Linked DNA regions of Mus musculus: region 1 is linked to region 2. A link is a loop called in an ENCODE intact Hi-C map of the cell type or tissue named here. Cell type or tissue: left cerebral cortex. All regions are shown on one strand. Each heading gives the region's core, and the rest is flanking DNA. Links, peaks and the distances in the headings are about the cores only. Region 1 holds the start of Dscam (DS cell adhesion molecule). Region 2 overlaps Dscam (DS cell adhesion molecule).

The links. A loop is a pair of places that touch in the nucleus more often than their neighbours do. Peaks named below come from ENCODE experiments on the same cell type or tissue, not always from the same donor. Only the 100,000 strongest peaks of a DNase experiment are listed, where the experiment ranks them.
Region 1: a loop joins it to region 2, with 2.6 times the contacts of the local background. A loop is called at or near these places in 2 of 42 quality-filtered maps.

Annotation. Positions count from the first base shown.
Region 1 is chr16:97,161,673-97,173,033 of GRCm38, forward strand. It overlaps Dscam (DS cell adhesion molecule), which reads right to left and starts at 9,063. Exons shown (of 33, transcript NM_031174.4): 1 at 8,562-9,063. The coding sequence starts at 8,604. In left cerebral cortex, for the core only: a CTCF peak has its summit at 4,350 (motif pointing left); DNase peaks (open chromatin) are centred at 2,114, 3,088, 4,319, 5,761 and 6 more places; H3K4me3 peaks cover 4,376 bases; H3K27ac peaks cover 2,108 bases.
Region 2 is chr16:96,903,179-96,914,539 of GRCm38, forward strand. All of the region lies in intron 3 of Dscam (DS cell adhesion molecule), which reads right to left. Gm32432 (a long non-coding RNA gene) reads left to right here. Exons shown (of 2, transcript XR_876307.3): 1 at 1-11,361. Among named protein-coding and RNA genes, the nearest start is that of Gm32432, 26 kb to the left of the region's middle. In left cerebral cortex, for the core only: no CTCF peak of the experiment used is centred there; DNase peaks (open chromatin) are centred at 4,832 and 7,253.

The DNA of each region.
Region 1 (11,361 bases), core at 1,118-9,117, 260 kb after region 2:
TCACATCCACAGTCCAGAGCAGAGAGAGCATGCGTGCTAACTGCTCAGCTCGCCTTCTCCACTCTCAGTCAAAGACTCAGATTTGGGAAAGGTAGTGTTCACACAGGGCTCAGAATCCCCACATTAATTAACATAATCAAGACAATCTCCCTCAGACATGCCCACAGGGCAGCCCGATCTAGACAGTTCTCATTAAGACTCTCTTCTATGTGATTCTGGATTGTGTCGAGTTGACAAAACTAACCAGTACCCACATTTTAGGCACTTCCTTTTAATTAGCAAAAAAATAGATGAATTAAATTTACAGGAGTGGACCCAGTAAGAGGTTAGACCTGGAGAAGGGGTGTCTCTGCATGCTATGCAGCTGCCTACTTTGCCAGCATCCCCAGTTGTTGGGTCTCCATTCCTTCCTGAATTCTCAAAAATCAAATATCACAGCATTGCTACATACGTGTAGCCCAGCTCCTACACATCACTTATTAAAAAATGCTCTGCAGCCAATATTAAGAAATAAACACTGTAATTAACCAGCCTGGGATTTGGGGTTTTCAGTATCCTAGGGGAACCCTAGATCAACTCACACCACAGCAGGGTGACTATGGAGAAAAGAAACGAATCTGGAGTTTCCTCCGGAGAAATATGTTTACTTAATGTGCAGTCTCCACAATATTGCCCGAGGAACAGGCTATGTTCACAGGATGCAGTGGCCCCCTCACCTCCATCTGCCTCTATGTTAGAATAAAATCAGAGACATTTTCCCATAGTAACACTAACCCTGCAAAGAATCAAAGCTTCAGACACTCAACACAAGCAGGAATCAAAGGCACGAGTCTCCACCACAAAGGAGTTCACCTCACTGGCGTGAGCCATCCACACTGGATGCAACCCCAGGTAAAACCTGACCATCACGACGACCCATGGGTGATGAAAGGGAGGGACAGCACGATGTTGTTTCTTTGCAGGAGCATCTGGTGTGGAAGAGTTCAGAGATCTGATGAACCGACGACTGACTAAATGGCAAGGAACACAGGTGGATTGTTTACATTCTGCACAAAACCAGGAAAAAGGCTGTTTTCTGTTTCTCCATTAAGATGAAAAGAGTCAAGGGTGGCAGAAGACAAAATCAGCCATCACTCTGTCTCTCCTGCCTCTCCGATACGTTTTCTTCACAGCCCAGGGAGAAAGGAATGGACTCTGTAAAGTTAACAGGTTACTGTGCGTGCGTGTGTGCGTGCGTGCGTGCGTGCGTACATGCTTCCGTGGGTGCCAGAGGACAAAGGACTACCTTAGGCATCATCCTTAGGAAAGCATCCACCTCCTTTGAACATGGAGCTCGCCAATTACAAGCGTGCATCCCTGTACCTAGCATTTTCATGGTTTGGGGGGTGAACTCAGGTCCTCAAGCTTGCAAATGTGGGTTATACTGGTAACCATCTCCCCAACACCATATTTTTGTACATACTTAACTTGATCATACTTAAGGGACTGAGAAAGCAGTATGCTTAGTGAAATAAGCCAAGCACTGAAGGGAATGCATGGAATATAAAATTTAAAATGGACTCTTGTATCTAAGAGGTGTGTTCCTTTCCCCTTGCCCAATAACATTTATGTCAGTTACATGGCCTGTAGCTGTGTCTCCTACAAGTCTGTCCAATTAGAAGTGTGTGCATATCAATTTAAATCTCCGGAATTTAATAACAGGTTAGCAAAGAGGACCCTGTGACAATAATGAGATCCTCAGTGTAAACCCTTCTCTCTCTCTCTCTCTCTCTCTCTCTCTCTCTCTCTCTCTCTCTCTCTCTCTCTCTCTCTCTCTGTAATTGCTGTTCTCTGAAAGCTTGCGTTGATTCCATCCCCATGGTGTTCTGCCGTGGAGTCTCTAGGGGAGACCATGCTTATTGTGGCATAAATATTAGTGGCAGCACCACAGAGACCATGTCCTCCCTGAGCCTCCAAGCTCCAGCTCAGACTCACTTGAGTTTGTTCTCAAGCCTAGGGAGGATGTAACAGGGATTGAACTGCCAGAATATTCCATAGAGCCAGGCACAGGTTCTGAATATTTCCATAAGGGTGATTCGCTTTGTCTCTTTGACAATGTTCAGTATGGAGCCAGGAACACAGGGGAGTTTAGAGTGGAAGCAACCCTTCAGTTTCTATATCTTTCGGGTTCTTTGCCCCTGCATTTCAAACTGGCTTTCTATAAATAGGACTGCTTGCTCACTCTTAAATCTTACTCACTGTCTTCTGAAGGAAAAAAAAAAAACTTAAATAGGGATATAGGCAAGATTAATCAATCCCTGTTACTCCATCTCCCTCTGTCACCTCTTATCTCATCAGACACCTATTCAGCTGGGTCCATCCTTTCTCTATTAAGTGGACATAAGTAAATATGTAAATATTTACATATTTACATAATCTAAGAGAGTTAATCACCCATGTTGATCAACACAGAATAAATTGCTGATCTCCAAAAATCAAAAGAAGTAGACTATAATCTTTACAACATTAGATCCTTGTATGTAACACTGGTATTTTTAACAACGATTAAAATATAATCTTTCCATGTTATTCTGATGAAATACCAAGTATATATTCAACTCTGCTGCAAACTAAGATATCGACAAGAGACCTGCAGCCATTTGAGACTTACGAAAATAGGAGCAAGACTTTATAGACATGATTAAGGCTTTAAAACTAAAAGGCTGGAGGTTTATTTATTTATTTATTTTTATTCTCAGGAGTTGTTGGGAAGCTTGAATGTCAGATTTGGAGAATTTAAATCTTGTCAATGGAGAACAAGGGTTCCCAGGCCTAGATAAAATCACTGGTTGAGACACCAGCCCCACTGCATCCCAAGAAGGGTACCTGGGGATATCAGAGCAGGCTGTGTCTCCAAGAGAAAGTCCCAGCACATTCCATATGTGAGCGAGTCACTTTTGTAAGACAGTACACCCCACAGTCATCTGTAAAGCACAAACGCTTCTCCAGCCAGAGGCCAGCTGCCTGTCAGAAAGCAGAGGCAGGCTGAGGGAAGCTGCCAGCTGCTCACCCATCCTTTTTATGCAGCTGAGGCAGAGGTTGGAGGGAAGAGAGCAAACTGGGTGAAGAACCCAGGGTGGGAAGGAAGCTAGAAAGAAGCCTTTGAGTGGAGAGAGGAGGAAAGGCTTGAATGGGGTGGAAGGCTATGACTCACTTTCCTCTCTCACTCATTTATCTCCACCCGGACTTGCACTCTGTTTCATACAAAGAACACACTTGGTCACAGTAGACATTTCAGCCCATGCATGGTAGCATCTATTGAGACTGAATCACTTCTCAGGTAACCCTCAAATTGACAAGCTATAGATTTCCCTGAAGCCATCAGAGCACAAGGTTTTAGGAAGGATAATGGAGGCTGAACCTGGCCCTCTGAGCATCTGGGCAGAAGCTGTCTGGCCTTTGAACTAACTCAGGGATCTGCCCTTCCCATTGGCTCTTCATTCCTGCAGCCCAGGTGGAGAGCTTGCTGCCTGCAGAAGGCACTCTGATGCTCCCCTCAGAATTCATAGCAGCATCATACACCACAGGGCTGCCGGAATCTTCATTCTCGCCAAGCGTATAGCAAAGGAAATACAACTTTGAATTAGCTTAGGTTTTCAAAACATTAAGGAACGTGAATATAGTTGAGGTGTTGGGGGGGGGGGGGCAGACAGAGGTGAGCTGAGAATTTCTGCACCTAGATCCTCAGAATATGAAGAGTTAAAGCTGACCCAGAGGAACAGGTGCTGCCCGATTTGCCTGGTGTGGGTGTGGGGCGCGGCTCCAGACCCCCAGAGCCTTGCAGCCACAGCTGCAGGAGATTGACGGACTGCGGACAAGCAGCACGCCAGCATAGCCCCTGTCACCAGCAGCAGAGGAGAGGCCCCGCGGCTCCTGGAATGACATTGGAAGGTCAGCCAATCAGGCAAGGAGCTGCCCCCTCCAAGATGCACGCACCACCCCTGGGCTCTCTGGGCAGTGTGCAAGGGAGGAACCAATGCACCTCTCTGTGGACTATGGACTCCCGACACCACCCTTCCCTCTGTGCATCTTCCGGGATTGGAGACATTGCTGCAAGCTGCGTCCTTCTTTGTATAAATGAAAACAAAGGCTGCAGACCATCTCTGACCTGCCAAACCCTGAACATAATCGCTATGTGTAAAACTCCACCTCCAGAGCTATAGAGTCTGGGCGCAATGAACTTGAGGGACACTGGGGAGGCGGCGTCTCAGGAAAGCCCTATACAAGTGTGTGGAGCGTCCTCGGAGGCAGAGGTTTGCCTGCTCTGTTGAGAGCTTGCTGCATGAGTCTGGCGAGGTTTGCCGCCCACTAGTGTCCTATGGCGGGGACACAATTGGCATGCAGGTAGCAGCAGCTCCGTGTCTCCCAGGCTCACAGTGCCTGCCACCTAGGTCCAGCATGCACCTGAGTGCCATGGCCAAGAAAATGTATATCATATGCCTGGGTAGCCCCAGGGCACCTACCTAGCTTAGGTGAGCCTCACTAAAAAGCCAGATAAATGGGAGGGTTCATTCTAAAACGCCCCGAATGTCCAGCCTATTGCCATGTTAATTATGCTTAACCACATTCACAATCAAGACTTTGTAAATACAGGAAATGGGGAAAGCCATTACTTTATTTTAAAACAACAAAAGACATACATACACTCCCATTTCCCACAGTGCTCATAGATCTTAAGACAGCCCCTCCCCCTTGACATCAAGTTCCTATGGCACTGAGCTGACTCCTGCTGAGCCTTAGTCACCTTCCTTGTTTTCTCCAGACACATCCATGATAAAATATTTTGTCACCTATGTGGACATTCAGGCCTCAGGGATTTAAATGGGAAGATTTTATTTATTTATTTATTTATTTAGGCAAAAATTGCATCCCCCCCCCCCCCAGTAACACACTGTATGCATGGTGCAGAATATGCCCTGTGACTTGCTGAGTATCCCAGACAGCAGGAAACCTTTGGTGACACCCAAGTGGCAAGGAGGGTAGTGAAGGAGAGGAGGCAGATTGGCTGGCATTTATTAAAGGTCTGCCTGGCATTTTGTTTGCCTACAGAAGGCATCTTATAGGGGCATGCAGCTTCTGTGCAAAGCCTAGAAATTTTAGATGAACTCTGAAATTATCAGAAATAATCTCCATTCTCTATAAATATAAGGGAGAGAGATTTTTTTTTTGCTGATATATTTCTAAGGAAAATAAAATTTAAAATACTACTTTAAAGTCTTCAAGATGCACCAGTATTTATTAAAAAACAAAAACAAAAAACCAAAAAACCCTGCTTCTGTGACTGAATAAAATACCGGGTGTCAGGTCTGTAATGCCCTATCATGTGATCTGCAGAGTCCCAAAGGTGCTGCACACCCAGCTTGTCCTTGATAATCTCTCCACCGTCACTCCACCCTCTTCTACTACAGCTAATGAGCCTCCGGGAGCCTGAGAGCACAATGCAGTGAAGCTCAAGATTTCATGGCCAAAGAAAAGTCAATGTCAAAGGTGTGTGTAGAGCAGCGCCAGGATGCAGCCATCACACAGACCATATAAACCTGCAACCTGTCCCCCATTCTGCCTGTTAGGAGGCCATCTCTGCTTTTGTCAGGAGTGTTACACTAGAAAGGACTCACTGGGGTTAAAAATCAAGAGACCCTGTACAGAGAACTGCTGCAGCTGGGTGTGCATGCCGAGTACACAGGCAGCCGCGTGTGTCTGCACACACGTGTGCCTCTGAAGCTGTCCTGGGAATATTCCCAGGGTGTCAGGGGTAGCATCAGCTACCTCACAGGCTCTCTGCACCTTCTCAGGTGAGGTCACTCACAAGCTTTTAACCCATGCAGGCACTGCTCTCTTGCTTCTGGTCTTTGCCCCAAATACCCTCTGCAGCCTGCCCAGCAAGGGTGCTTTAAGAAGCAAACATGCCCCTCATTACTTGCTTTCTACTGTTCAGATGAAGACAGACTGTCTGAAACACAGACTGGACATTTCTGCTTCTTACCCAAATATCCAATTGCATAATATTTTACAGATGAAAAAGAAAATATGGCTATAATGGGCATTTTAGTGTTTGAGGCCTAGCAACCAGTGTGGTTCTTACCACACATTTGGGTACTTTTTCCAAAATGAACATAGGCCAAAATATTGCAATTGCCGACCAAAAATTTAAAAAAGACTCCATTCATATTAGATAGGTAGTATTTAGTTTCATATTTTTGAAATATATTCTGGCCAAAGGCAGCATTTTAAATCAGGTTCATATGTGTGTGTGTGTATATGTATGTATGTATGTATATATATATATATACATATATATATATATATACTAATATTTTGCATAGTATGTCTTAAACACCATCCTTGGAAAATCCAAAAATCTGTGTACACACACACACACACACACACACACACACCAATGTAAAAGCCCAAACCTCTGGAGTCAGGCTTTTTTTCCATGCTTGCTCATATAGAGGAAGGGCCATTTTTACATAAGGCGGCTCCCTGGCCTTCAGCTGATGGGGTCAGAGCAACTTGCCTATGCATTTTACTGCAACAATAACTGATTCTCTCAACAGATGTTAAAAGTCTTGCAAATAATTCTTGCATGACTTTACCCAGGTGCACATGAGCAATCTTTGCATATATTTTCCATGTGGTAGATTTCACTCCATTTGAACACTGCACAAAATTCTTTATATAGTAATTTTTAGTTATGAAATGCTGATTTAAAAAATCATAGACATTTATAGCATCTCTGTATCAGAGACTATCATAATTTCTTCTGTACCATGCTCAGCATATATATCTCACACTGAAAAAAAAAAAAATAGATGCTGGTTGGCTGACAACCAGAACAGCCTGGCTTACCATCCTGAATTACCTATTTCTCCCCAGAGTGGAAATCTCCTTTCATTCAATAGCTCGGGGCCTTTGCCAGGAGTCCAGATATGTCATCCTGACAGGAAAGACAAGGTGTATTGGCTTTTGGAACACATCTGTGAACATCTGGGCCTTTTCTGTGGTTTCCCATTAAAGCAGCAAGCAGCAGGGGCTGCTCTCAAGACTTGATTGCTTCCTCAGAAGCACAAATGTCCCCCTAGGTGAATTCCCTGGAGGAGGCAGGCCAGGGTTAGTGCCCTCTGGAGAGAGGGGGTGTCTTGTCAGAACTTGTTGAAATTTTTCCCCCTGGGAGGAAATCTCAAGAGGGAAAACTCCTGTCACTTTGCTTTCGGTTATATTAAAGAGCAAAAGACCGGCTTTGTGTGAATTTGGGGGCACATTCTTCATTTGGCTCCATCTTTCCTTAGTCATTTGTTTTTAAAACCTGGGAAATATCATGTCCTTCCTTTGGCTGTGGGTTAGCTGTTCTCTAAGTCTGCAAAGAAAATACAGCCAGTGCTTACAGCTTCCCTGGGTATCTTCCAGAAAAATCTTAACAGCCTCCCCTTGGCTTCTCCCTCTCCTGTTTTCTTGTAAAGACCAGATATATTCATTCTTTCATATTCACATTCTCTCATGTTCACATTCTCTCTCGCTCACTTGCGTGCTCTCTCTCTCTCTCTCTCTCTCTCTCTCTCTCAATGGTTTAATTTTAACTGTCAGCAGGTTATACGTTTTATGCAGATGTTCCACATTTAAGATGGGTATTGAAGCCCTGGATGCTTCCAAGCGGTACCAAATGATAACAGTTCCCTCTCTTTGCCACAGGAGAGAAAGCCATTCATACATGTAAGTTCATATTTACACTGTGACAGGCAGCCTAAGGTGCAGACACACTTACTAATTGGGTCTGACTCCATCAAAAGCCATAGATTCTAAATATCAGGAAGAAAGCATCTCAAAAGGCTATACTGAGCTGCGCATGAGGGGGAAACACCATGTACAACATTCACCAATTTCACTTTTATAAGTATACAGGTGATTTTTAAAAAATTTGTCAACATTACAGATGATGTAATGCCTAGCAGTGCATATTTTTACATACACTACTGCGAGGAACATGTAGTGTCCAGGGGACGAGGGGGATGCAGACAGACGCATCTTTCCCACAGCCTTCAAGGATAAACTGTAGCAGAATTAAAGCGGAGGCTTTAAGGCTCAAGAGTGCAGAACCTGAGGGCTACTGTCTTAATTGACCCCTGCACCTGCCTACGCTCCTAACGCCATGTCCTTTTCTGGTTATGATATTCAAAGTGGCAATGATCATCTCCCTTCTCTTCTTCCCAAACCTGCCTGGCTCTGATGAGGTAGCTGTCTAGCTCTGGAGTTAGGCTTTGAGCTGGCACTTGGCTAGCTAGCTAGGTAGGCTGCTTCCAACGATTGCAGAGCGATGCCTCCCCGGCCTCCTATCAGTATCGCCTAACCTCTCCAAAGCAATGCAAATATATTTTTTAAATAAATAAATAAACGCATGCACGAACATTCCAACCCGGATAGGAAAGGAAAGGGAAAAGACTTCACCCATGCATTCAACCCCCTACACCGCACCCATCCCCCGGGCCCCTTCCCAGACAGGAATCAGCACAGACCGCAAGGCTCACCATTCGCGAAGCTCTGGAACAAGGAGAGAGCCAGTATCCACATGCCCCTGCTGCTGCCCGGCCTCCCGCGAGCCAGCGAGCCAGCGAGCGAGCCACGCGCCGGCCTCGCCCCCCGCGCTGCGCTGCGCTCCGCCGCGCCCGGCCCGGCTCCGCTTGCTGCCCGCCACCTGCCCGGGGGCCGCCCAGCCGCCCAGCCGCGCTCCCCGCTTGCTGCGCCCCCGCACACCTGCTCCCGGGCGCCGCGCCCCGCGCCGCGGACACAGCCCAGGTGCGCCGTGCGCTCGGCTCGGCTCAGCGGGCCGCGGGCAGCCAGGCGCGGGCGCACAGCCGCAGCCGCGGGCGCGAGCTCATGCCGGGCGCCCCCCGATGCGCAGCGCGGCCAGGCGGCGGCCTCCCGGGCGCCGGCCTCACCCTCCGCAGCCAGGCAGCAGGCGCGCGGCCAGGCTCATCCTGCTGCGGCGGCCTCGGGCGCCGGGTCCCCTGTGCTGCCCTTCCCTGCCTGAGCCCGGCGGGCCGCGCGCGGAGGCGAGCGGGGACCCCTCCCCTGCTCTGGCCGCTGGGGCGCTCTGCAGTCTTAAAGCAGCAGCAGAGGAGTGCGGCGGATCACGCAGTCGGCGGGACCCAGGGCTCAGAGGCTCAGAGGCTCAGAGACGCGTCCCCACACAGCCCATCGTGTGTAGCTCTGTTCTTGCAGGTTGTTAATGAGATGCGGCCGGGGGCTGACCACTCCGGAAGGGTGCCAGCTAGGCAGAGGTGACCGCGAGGCGTTAGCAGTTTTGATGCGATGTGCAGCAGGATTCGGAGTCCGTATTGACTCCCTGAAAAGTCTAGTCCATCTGCCTAGAGGGAAATGCTGCCTTGGAGTCCTCGCGGCTCCTGGGAAGAGCTCTCTGACTTCACTGGCTGATTTTTAATTATCTTTAATACATACTAGGGTGCAAACATGAGCGATTCTAATTTTGGTCTCTGAGTGGTGTATAAAAACTGATTAAAATAGCTGATAGTGCGTATTGAGTCCCAACATGCAACCCCTTTCTTGGCACAGCAGACCATGGCCTAAATGGGTCTCCAGAAAGATCTTGAAGTAATGATACTATTTCAACAAAGGCCCTTCAAAAAGCACATATCCGTATCTGGCACTTTACAAAATAATGACCCACAGAGTCAGAATGTGCCCTGATTTAAAGTCTAACATTGAATGCACACGGCCAGGACTATGGACTGGGAAAGCTTTGAGGGAAGGCAAGAGAGGACCATTTCATGGGAAATGGAGATAGTTTCGCAGACTATCAGGCATCTTCTGCCTGAACTACATGTGCACTTACAGATTAGGCACCCCTAAAACGGCTCACAGAATAGCCCAGAAAAGCAAATGTTGAGGCAGAAATAAAATGGTGCTTTACCAGGGCTGGGCACAAGATGGCCAGGCCCTGTGTTAGGAAGGGTCAGCTGAGCCCTGACGCCGCACTGGCTGCCATTGCTCTGCAGCTGTAGGTGGTCACGTGCTGCCGCCCACTCAGGCTGCGCCTCCAGCTCTGCCAGCTACACACGAACCCCAGTGTCCTCTGCCTTTGCATGCAAAGGGTGTTTCTTCACTCCCTGTTCCTCAAAGCTGTGCTCCCTGGCAGGCAGTGGGCCTGATTTCCCTCCCTGCATTCCTGTTCTTTTAGGGCACAATTCTTCAGGTACTCCAACCATCTTAAGGCTCAGCTGGGGCTTGGTAGCCAAGCACTCAAGACAAAGCTGAGGCAGACAGCTTGGAGTCAAACCACTACCTCCACTTACCAGTTCTAAGCATACGTGTGCGTCTCATGAGTGTTCCTGCCCTGGCATACAGAATGAAATCATCAGCACTTCTAACTATAATGGTTGCGGTGTTCTGCAGCCTAGGCCTAGTGCCTGGTTACCATGGCCAGTGGTGGCTAAGGTTCTATATAGCTAGGCTAGCTATATAAATTTGGGGATCTGGTATAAAGAAAAATAAAGGGCTCCTTTTGCAAAAAGAAGGAAATACACCATTTAAAATATCCTAGTAGAAAATGTGTCCTTTCCTTTGCAGCCTTTTCTGTCTCTTCCATGGTATCTGTCACTCTCTGTTTACTGTCTCACTCTGTTGGGAATAGTTAGGAAGGGCACAGCTGCACACAGATGCCAAGCTGTTACAAAGTAACCCATGGCCACACAAGTGGCCCACATCTGCTGCCTTGCTTCCCTGTCTTCCGCCTGGCTCCTGTACTAGGCATAGCCATGATGGGGAATGGGAAATGCTTTCCCATTCCTTAGGGATTACAGTTCCAAGGTATCAGGAGATACCCAAGTGATTACACATCTACACTGGAAAGCTGTCCCCAGTGTCTGGTTCATTGTGGGCCAGAGGCATAAATGGCTTGTAGGACATGCATGACAATGCCACTCTGGAGTAGGACAGTCAATGCCAAGCCCCACTCTGGGTGCTTCACTAAATGATCCAGTTACATCCAGATCTCCATCAAGGACAGCGAGGAATGGTGGGAAACAGACCACCCACTGAAAAGAACACAACCCACAGAAGGTGATAGACCCATAATGATAGAGACTGGTCAAGACCTGGAGATTGTGTAAGGGAGTTGGGGGGTGGTGGTGTTGTGTTCATATTTTTCGTTTTTCATACTTCTGTCTTGCTATGATAAAAAAAGAAAGAAAGAAAGAAACTCAAAGAGGAAAATGGCTTATTTCAGTTCACAGTTCAGGGAACACAGTCTGACCTTGCAGGGAAGTCACAGTACAGAAGCAGATCACACTGCACTTGCTGCAGTCAAGA
Region 2 (11,361 bases), core at 2,348-10,347:
TCAGTCTGATGGATGATTCTGAGATCTTGTATCCTTAAGAGGGATCTATAGTGGGAATTACTTGGTCTTTGGGCTGTGTTCTTGGTTGGAGTCCAGGTAGCTTTGGAGAAGGGTTGTACTAAAGGCTGAGCCCAACCCTGCTCAATATCCTCTCTTCCTACTTCTCTGTCTTTCTGTCTTTCTGTCTTTCTGTCTTTCTTTCTGTCTTTCTTTCTGTCTGTCTGTCTGTCTGTCTTTCTGTCTGTCTGTCTGTCTGTCTGTCTGTCTGTCTGTCTGTCTGTCTTTCTTTCTTTCTTTCTTTCTTTCTTTCTTTCTTTCTTTCTTTCTTTCTTTCTTCCTTCCTTCCTTCCTTCCTTCCTTCCTTCCTTCCTTTCTTTCTTTCTTTTTTTTGAGACAGGGTCTCTCTGTGTAGCTCTGGCTGTCCTGGAACTCACTCTGTAGACCAGGCTGGCCTCAAACTCAGAAATCCACCTGCTTCTGCCTCCCAAGTGCTGGGATTAAAGGCGTGTGCAACCACACCCAGCTCTTCCTACTTCTTAAGGCCCCTACCACAGGAAGCATCAACACCTGACATATTCCACAGGACCCAAGTGGAAACTGAATAAAGTAGGAGCCAGCCTGAAGTGCCACCACTGTAAGAGAAATAGGTTGAACTCTGCTTCATTAGTAGCCTGCCCTTGGGTTTTCATTATAGTTCGGCAAAGTTGACTAAAGCAGCTATCTGCAAGTCAAAATGGAGAACCTGTGAAGGAATGAACCCCAACCCAACTCCAACCCCCAAATCCCTGTGGGAATAAGTTCTTGTTCAGCCACACATTGCTGTTGTTATGGCAACCCCAAATGAATGCAGATGACCCTCAGAATGGACTCACAAGGTGTGCAGTGCAGCTAAGTGGCAAAATACTTGCCTTGCATGCACACGACCCTGGGGTTCCATCCCAGCTCAAAAAACAAAAACAACAAAATAATAAACAAACAAAAAACCCAGGCAATGACTACAACAACAACAAAAACAAGTCAAAACAAAACTCTAAAGATGCATGTATGCATGCCTAGAAAATGGTCCGGGAATCGTTTGGCACATTCCTTCCATAAGGGACACTCCATTTGAGATATAATAATAAGAGATTTCTTTTTTCTTTACAGATCACATTCACTTTTGTTATTCAGAATCTTCATAGGAGTGTAACAAACACAGAGAGCCAAGCAAGCTCAGAATGGAGAGTCTGCCACAAGAGTTCCACCCTCCTCCTGCCTGGAGTCCCCACAGCCCCTGGGGCTCCCACAGAGCAGGGTTTGAAAAATGCTGCTTCCATCCTAGTGCCTTGCAGAGATCTAACATGTCAGCAAATTACCTCCAGTTCCCACATTATCGTTAATCATGGGCCTCCTGGGATGACAGTGTTCCCCTAGACATGATAAATAACAATGACCTGGAGGCTCCTGCATGCAGATATGTGCCTGTGTGCCTGCAAAGGGGGTCGGCATCCAGGAGAGATAGTGAGAAACTTTGTTCTTAATGCCTCCTTTGGGATTTCTTGCAAGGAGGCCATTCAAAGCAGACTCCATTCAAGGCACTTAGAATGCCCTGCCCAGAAATCTTTCCAGGGCCCTGGAGATGCTCAAGGACATTTGAAGATTCCCAGGTCCGTGGAGAAGAAATGCCCATCTCACCAAACAATGAGTCACTCTGACATCTCACCTATTCTGGGTTTTAGAGCACTGAGGCAAGGGAGGCCTTAGAAGTTCTCCAGTGAGCAATCTCTGCGCTCCCCTCCCTCTGTGCAGTTAGCTAACAACAAGCTTTCATTGAAGATGTGCTTATTAGCACTTCAGTCAGCTCCTCAGGGTCCCTCACTCCCAGGTTGACCTTGTGGTTGATTCTGGTCTTAGCAGTCAGGCTAGTGTCCTTCAGAGGACACTGGGCACTTGCTGACACATTTCTCAATGCTGGATGCAGCTAGCCTAACTGGGCTGTGGTCAGATATGGTCCCCAGACTCCTGCCAGCTCTGGGTGGACCGCTCCTATGACAATACTGGTCTTTCTGTCTTCTTCATTCTCTCCTGATCATGCTCCATACAGTCCTGTGAGCACTGTTGCTGTTTGTTCAGAGGTGACTGAAATAATTGTGATGTTTATCTTGAACTTACCTGTCTTAGTCTCTGGAGTTGCAGGACCACAGGCATGTGCTACCATGCCTGACTCTAAGCCTAGCTTTAGGACAAAGAATCATGACTCTAAGAATGATCCTCTTCATATTATTGAGAGAACTAAAAGTAATTATGACTACAACCCAACAGATAAACCCTGAGCCTTCTGCTTTGTCTGGTGGGCTAAGCTTTGTGCTACAAAAGACACTGACAACTCTGGTAACCCTGTGATCTGAAGACATTCCTTGTTGCTCTGCCCAAAGTGTAATGAAGCTAGATGCAGATGCTGGAAGGCATTCCAGAAAATGCCAGAACTTCACACACATATACACAGACATACACACAGAGATACATACACAGACACACACATATACAGACACACACAAACAGATACACATAGACACACATATAAAGATACACACTCAGACACACATGCACACATATAGACACATGCACAGACAGATACATACACAGAGAGGCACCCCCCCACACATACACAGACACAAACACACATACATACATAGACACACAGACATAGACACACAGGCACACACAGAAATACATACAAGTACACAGACACATACATACACACAGACACACACACACACCTGGTTAATAAAGATATCATGTGAAAATAACAGAAATTAATGAATGAAACAAAGCTTTCTGTCCCACATGTTCATTTGACCATGCAAAATAAAAAGCTACAGAGAAATGTTTCTCCAGTAAACCCAGGATCTGCCTCAACAGGATGTGAAGCAGCAGATATAAGCACTCCAGATCAACAGCCATTTCTCCCTGAGTCTGTCTAGGTGTGGATCTCTCTCCTCTGCCATGCACATGAGCTTGGAAAGCAGCACTTCCAAGGCCTCTGTGGGATGGGGACAGTAAATTATTCTCTCATGGAATCCTTCCCTTAGAATGTAGAAGTGGGAGCCATGGAGATGGTTCAGTTGTAAGAGAACTGCCATAAAAGCATGAGGTCACCCACATAAAAAGTCAGCCATGGCCACCCACACCTCTAATCCCAGCACTGGAGGCTGGGCAGGGACTGGAAGACTGTAGGATTGCCCACCTCTGCCCGGCTCCAACATGGAACATCCTCCTTTAGCCTCTGTTCACATACACATGGATGCACAAAACCACACACATGTACATATACATCACATATCCACACACACTTGGCCCATACCACATATACACAAACACACACAAACCTCAAAATGGCATGAATAGGTCACAAGTTGGAGGCTGATACACTTCTGTTTGTAGGATTACATATATTGTTCCATTTCACACATATAAATTTGAAGCTATTTTTAGATCTAGATTTTGCTTCTTAAACACCTAAGATCTAGTCAAGGAGAACCATGAGTGTTTGCAGACACTGTCTCTCTGATGTTCCATATTATCACAAGGTTACAAGGTTCATGTGCACCTGTGATTATTTCTGATCTGCAGTGACTGTGGGACTGATGTTACAGCTCATCACTACTATCTCTGTTAACCAGAAGCCACAGCTTTGTGAGAAGGGTGTGTGACAAGAGGCAGGTGTGGCCACAGCGAGAAAGATACCACAAACTCTCCCCAGACGTTGGATTCCTTAGACCTGGATCTTCAACATGATGTTGGTTCATGGGAAGAAATGTTGGATATTAGAATTTGCACATATTTTTCTCTGATGTAATCAAAATGTCTCAGCAGTTTACTCATATTCCTGGTGAAATATGAGAGAAGCAGTGTACATATTCACGTAGAAAAGCAAATGACTTAAAATTGCTAAGCTCTCTTTTTTTTTTAGGCCTCAACTGAAAGCTCCTTTCTGTGGAAAGCCAGAGGTGAAGGAAGCCTTGCTGGACAGCAACACTCTGTTCTGAGGAACCCCAAACTCCTTAGCAGGAATGGCCAAACCCATCTCAGCAAGGCCATGAGAGTGGGTTTTTCTTAATTTGTTTATTGGCATGTACACATATGTGAGCACATGTATGGAGGTCAGAGGTCAACATCCTTTATCACTTCCACCTTACTTTTTTGAGATGGGTGAAAACTGGAGCCAGTGGTTTGGCCAGCCAGCATGCTCTAGGGTTTTGTTTTTGTTTTTGTTTTTGTTTTTTTTGGTCTCCCAGCACCAGGCTTATGCACACACCAAGCAAGACTCTCCTGTGAGTGATGGAAGTTAAACTCATGCCCCAGGGATTTTGTAGCAAACATTTCACCAACAGATACATCTCCTTGGCCTTAGAGCCTCTTTAACAGCTCCAGCAAACTACCACAGTAAGCTCATGCCATAGCTCAAGTGCACCACCATTGGGAATTAGTTTGGGTACCCCATACCCTACCAAGCCCCCATGGCAGGCAGAACCAGTTCTGGAGGAAGAGGCAGCACAATGAAGAAGGAATGGGCGTCAGGAAGCCATCACCAGATGGCTACTGAGCCAGAACAGCACACACACCATATGATGTTTGAGGTATGGTGGGTCCTCTCAGCCACAGCCATGGGCTGTTGATGGAATGGAAAGCCATTGATCTCACACATATACTATTGATGAGTCACTACCAAGGTAGGTGTTCAGCACTAGATCTAAAACATCTCACTCTCTTGGTTTATGTTGCATGAGAGTCCCATTGTGCTTCCCCCATAGAGTTTCAACAAGACAATTTATAAATTTTAGCACTTGGCCCTGTCACTGGCAGAGGTGTGAAATGAAGGGGGCCAGGGTGAGATGGTGTGGAGGTTCCCTTCCCACAGATGCGTACTTGCAAATGAGGTAAGGAAGTGGAAGTGTAGTCAGGGAGGCTAATGGCAGGCAGCCTGCCTAACTCTCCTGAAGTCAGAGCATGCACACAAAGCAGGTAATGGCTTTTAAGAGTTTTTTTTTTTTCTATAAATTGTCTGTGCCAGTGAAAGATATAGCCAAGAAAATTTGACTACAAAAAAAATGATAATTTTTTTTCAAAAAGCACACATGATTATTTATACATTTAGGTTAAAAATGTATTAAAAGGCAGAGGTATGGAAGAGCTGACATACATATATGCTCAAATAAGCACTGATTCCTAATGATTTTGCCTTACTTATCAATTAGCAAATATTTATCTAAAAATTTCTGAAAGGTTTTCCTCTTCCTTTAAATTAACGTTGAATCTATTCACATAGTAAGTAGGAAAACCAGCACCTTTATCAGCCAACCTGTGATAGATAAATGCGGTTTGAGATGTTTAATTATTAATTGCATAAGAATCAATTTATGTATTTAATTAGGATATTTTTATTTGGAAGGGAAAATAAAGCCAGATGGTCAATATGTTTATTTAATAGGTTAACTTTGCTCCATTATTTAATTTTAAAAGGGCCCCAACACATGAATAGTGATGCCTGCTATTTGGATATTCCAAAGGAAGGTGCCTGGAAGGGCTTGTTTCAAGAGATTAGGCCACCAGTTTTCAATGTTAAGAACGAGATTGTGTAGCAAGCCTGTTAAGGAAGGCCTACAGTATGGTGAGATGCTTAGAGGAGAAATGCCATTCAGAGGGATTGTCACTCAACTTATTGTTTTTTTTAAATTTTTTTATTAGGTATTTATTTCATTAACATTTCCAACGCTATCCCAAAAGTCCCCCACACCCTCCCCCACCCACTCCTCCACCCACCCACTCCCACTTCTTGGCCCTGGCGTTCCCCTGTACTGAGGCATATAAAGTTTGCACGACCAATGGGCCTCTCTTTCCACTGATGGCCGACTAGGCTGCCTCACTGATAAGTGAATATTAGCCCAGAAACTTAGAATACCCAAGATATAAGATACAATTTGCGAAACACATGAAACTCAAGAAGAACGAAGACCAAAGTGTGGATACTTTGCCCCTTCTTAGAATTGGGAACAAAACACCCATGGAAGGAGTTACAGAGACAAAGTTTGGAGCTGAGACAAAAGGATGGACCATCTAGAAACTGCCATACCCGGAGATCCATCCCATAGCCCCCAAACACTGACACCATTGCATACACTAGCAATATTTTGCTGAAAGGACCCTGATATCGCTGTCTCTTCTGAGACTATGCTGGGGCCTAGCAAACACAGAAGTAGATGCTCACAGTCAGCTATTGGATGGATCACAGGGCCCCCAGTGGAGGAGCTAGAGAAAGCACCCAAGGAGCTGGGGGTGGGGTGGGGGTCTGCAACCCTATAGGTGGAACAATAATATGAACTAACCAGTACCCCCCGGAGCTTGTGTCTCTAGCTGCATATGTATCAACTTATTGTTTTAATAAATAGTATTATTGACTGTCAGTTACTGTTAACGCTCTTATTGCACCTACTTTGTCAGTTAAACATTATAGGTTAGGTTATAAATATAGGAAGCTGTACAGTATGCACAGGGCTTCTCTAATTCCTTAGCTCTACTAATATAGGAGGCTTCTGGAATGAAAGGGTCTTGAAAACATCCCCTGTAGCATTTCCCCAAAGAGTACAGTGGTTTTTACTGAACTTTGCAGCCAGAGAGGCAGTCCTAATGGATAAAAGATGTTAGATACAGGTCTCCTTTTAAGAGGCCCCATGTCCCACCTTCTAATCTTCAGTAGTTTTCCTACTTGGAAACAAAATCTAAATCCCAACTTGTAAGTTGATGTTTTCAGGGCTAGAGGGATGGTTCTGGTTAAGAGCATTAGCTATTCTTCCAAAGAACGCATATTTGATTCTTAGCCCTACATGGTGTTACACAACTGTCTACAACTCCACTCCCAAGAGATCAGATGCCCTTTTCTGGCCTCCAGATGCATCAGATACATGTGTGGTATATAGGTATACATGTAGGCAAAATAGCCATGCACATGAAACAAAATAAAACATTTCTTCCTGCTTCACCCCCAGAGAGAAAGTTTAGAGAATCTTTGATGGGTAGAGCTTGCTAGATGTGTTTCCATGGCTTGCCCATCATGACTGGGCAGTGTGTGGCTGGGTGGGCTTTCATGGCTCACCCCATCCTGACTGTGCCTCCTGCTCCTAGGGCTGCAGGGAGAGATTGCACACTGGAGACTACAAACCTCTGTGAGTCATATCCTTAGTGGGAGCATCTGCAGTATCTTAGTGCTTGACTCCTTCATAAGTTAAGGAGTTAAATAAAATCTTTGACTAAGAATCTTTGTTCCTTTATTAATTTGGTGCAAGTCACCAAGTACCTCTTAGAGAGAGTCCAGGCAGGCTTTCTTTGTGGCTTTCTGCATGCTGTCATCTCTTGTAGCTGGCTCCTTCCTTGACCAACCAAGCTGGATGCCAAGCAGGAAACACACACCTCTATTCACCCCTCACAGAGCTATGGACATAAGGCCTTCGTGGCTGCTTGACTTTATGAGGCAGAGACAATAGGAAACCTGCTACACACAAGAATGCAGAAAACTAAAATCAAAAGGCAGCTTTCCCAGGTGTCCCCTTTCTGGGGGTCACCAGCACTGGCAGCTGTGTTTTATTCCTAGTGTCAAAACTTCTCTTTTCTGTCTTTCTACTTCGCCATGTCCTTGGAATGACCTTGAAACTTCCTGATGTATCTTTACAGACCTTTTTCAAGACCTTGTTTCTGATATAGAATTTCACAACTAAATGTTGTTCTTGGCCTTGTACCCATCCTGAGCTAATCCACAAAACTGTCCAGATGCCACATCGAAGAAAAAAAAAAACTGCATTTCCTTTCCATCCACTTTCTAAAAACAGGAACCACCACATTCATTTCTTAATTTTAATCGGCACAGAAGGAAAAACAGAGAAAGCTAGCCTTTGTTAGCTCTTACAGAGACTTGTAATAAACAAATGAAATTAGCTGGAGAGATGGCTTGGTGGGTAAATTACTTGCTGTATAAGCAAGGGGATCCTCAGAACTTGCATAAAAGCAGGGCACAGTTCTAAGGGATTTGTAACCTCAGTATTCCAGGAAAGGGAAACAGAGATTGCTAGATTCTAGGGGCTAGTGAGAACCAGGTTGAGGGAAGGACCCTACCTCAAAACTAAAATGTAAAGCAACAGAGGAAGACACCCAGTGTCAGCCTTTGCTTTCCACATGCACACACATGGGGAGCTCACCCACATACCCATATACCACACATACAAAAAACCCAACTTAAAAAATTATATGTAGGCAAATTTAAAGAATTAGCTATGCTGAACAATTGGTGAAATTCAGTATAAACTTTTTATTATTTATATTTATACATTTAACTTTAAAATGTTTTGAACATGTTTATTTAAATATAAAGTATTGAAATTTGAACAGAATTATTGTACATTATATAATATTATGTATCTCTGTAAATATATACAAACACACACACACATGTGCTCAGCTCTCATATGTATATGCAAGGAGCCTATAAAATATCTTTTGAAAATTAACATTAAATTTAATGCTACAATTATTAAATATTTTAAGGTAGAACCTTGCTAAAATCTACTGAATATTTTTATATTGCCTGTATATCAAATTATTTAAGACAACTTATAATTATGTGTCCTGTAAACTCACTGTAGTGAAAATAAAATAAGCCCTGAAGTATGGTGGATGTTGACAAAGCAGATCTTAAGAATACCACTCAGTCCCTAGAGGTCAGTCCTAGATAGCTGGGTGGTCATCTGAAGCCATGCCTAGCCAGTGGATCACACAAATGGAAACCATGCTTCCTCAGTGGAGCACACACCTAAGCCATGCTTAGACTGTGGATCACAACAGTGTGGGCCATCTTGGTATGTCTTAGAATGTGGGGTACAGCCTAGGATGAGTACATTTTCCTGACTCACACTATGCCCTGACCTCTGCGTCTGGCTGGTTCTGCAAATTCAGTGTCAGGTATAAGGCAGTTTGTGGTAATGAACAATACATGAGAAATGAAATGGCTATGGTGACACCATCTTGTCCTAACTCTGCCTTGTTTCTGCCAAGAAATGCTTCAGCCTCTCATCCCCCAACAGCCATATCTACTTCCGCAACAAGGGGCTGTCCCTGACCTGGCTGTTGTCCAGACATATTAACCAAACTAAGTGATGTTTGGGCAAGCTAAAACACCAAACTAAGATAATTGAGAGGAAGTATAAATAAAAAATAATTATTGCTGTGTAGTGTTTGGAAAATACTGCTAAGCTTTGCAAGAAAACAGATGCTACTAGATACCCCAACCCTTCCCTGATGCAGCCCTCCCCTGCCCCCCACTTGAGCACTGGTGTAATTGTGGTTTTTGTCTTTTAAAATGCTGTACCTCTGAGCTTGGGCACCAAGAATCTGAGGCATAAGCCTGCTCTTGGTTGTGGGCTAATAAAAGGACTCATATATGTTTAATTGGTCTAATTAATGTGGGTATCAAGAACAACCTCCTGTGGCTCACTTCAGTAAACAAAAGAAGGAGGAAGGAAAAGAGAGGAGGAGAGAAAAGAGGAAAGGGGAGATGGCTGGAAATACATGACCTTCAGCATTGGCCCTGGAGGCCTTTCCTCTTGATAGTCTCAGCTTATACTCTCAGCTTCATGCATTAGCCTGGAAGACCATCAGGTCTAGCCTTCTGACCCACAATACAGCAGTGCTTTGCATTGAAATGGCTTTTTAGGGCATGACGTAAACTAATTCTAGAAGGCGCACCGAACATCCCTCCAATTTCTGAGGTGACCTGAACTGCGTTTCTGCAGTCATTCATCATCAGGCAGAGTTGAAATGAGCCTCATCGGAGTGGACGTTTGTAGGGCATCAGCACCCAAGAAGGCTCCTCTGAGCTAGAACTGATTCATGGCTCCTTGGAGGATGCCTTTCTGTTACTGTCAACCTGCCTCGGGCTTAGGAGCACTGGACTGGACATAAGCAATTGTCTCCTAGCAGGCTGGGAGCTCAGGGTAAGCAAAGAAAAACCAGCCACAAAGCTGAGAAAATTGGTAAGTTTAAATAGAAAATCTTCAAATAGGATCTGTTCTCTCTCTCTCTCTCTCTCTCTCTCTCTCTCTCTCTCTCTGTGTGTGTGTGTGTGTGTGTCTGTGTGTGTGTGTGTGTGTGTCTGTGTGTCTGTGTGTCTTGTGTGTCCAGGTAAAAGGGAAATGCTCCAGACTGTGACTAGTGAAGGAAACTACTAATGGGCCTGATATTGCAAGAAGTAATATAGAGGGCTTCTTCACATGGGTAACATTTCTAAGGCATTAAAGGGAGGAATGTATGCTTAGAAATGGTGGGAGCCACTCAGGCACATTCAGAAGAGGGATAACGGAAGCAGATTTAAACCTCAGCAAAATCAGCTTGATGGCAAGGGAAGCAATCCTCTGGGAGAGTCCACAGAACAGAGGCATAAGGGCTCACTCATTCCACAGCTAGAAATCTGAGCAAGCCAACAGGAGCTGATAATGAGGAGGGTGGGAAGTCTGTGGTACTGATCAGTGTGGGGAGGGTGCTGTCCCTATGCTCAAAAAAATAAATTCCCAGGTACCTGGCTCCAGTCTTAACAGGTGGGTCTGGTGTTCACAGAGAGGAGAAACATGGGAAATGGGACTGGGCTGTTGTGAGTGGAACATAAAGAGAGCCCAATCCACGTAGGATCTGGTCCGTACGGGTGCTAGCAGGGCTCCTCAGGCCAAGATGCCTTTGATTGCCTTAAGGTCCTCTGTAAAAGCCTCCTGCTTCAATAGTTCTGCAGTAGGATAATGTATCTGTTCACTTGATAGCTGCTGCTGCTGCTGCTGCTTCTGCTGCTGCTGCTGCTGCTTCTGCTGCTGCTGCAGGTCTGGTCTGGGGTTTGAATGAAGGATCCTTGTTCATTGAGAGCTTTCTAATTACACTCAATAAGTTCACCATTGTCAATTCTACATTACCAGCAGCCAACCACATTTTGGCAGAACACATGGCTGAGTACCCTGAGCAAAGGCCTGCACAGGGAAGGATGCTGCACTGCAGTGCTGCCCAATGGCCTGCAAGGTCTCCATGGAGACTGTGGCTCCTCTCCTTGCAAGGGATAGAAGAGGGAATACTTTCCATCATTGGTAGCTATGTGTAAAGGCACAGGGATGCCCAAGATTCCCACTCAGCATCAGAACTCTGTGCTATGAAGTCTGACTGTGCTGCTACTAAGGGCTAGTGATCATCTCTTCCCCCCTCTCTGATTCTGTGTGCATAGAACATCATATGCATGGCCACCAAGAAGGCAAAGCCATCCACCCCAAGGAGAAGAGTCAAAATCTATTTATATAACCA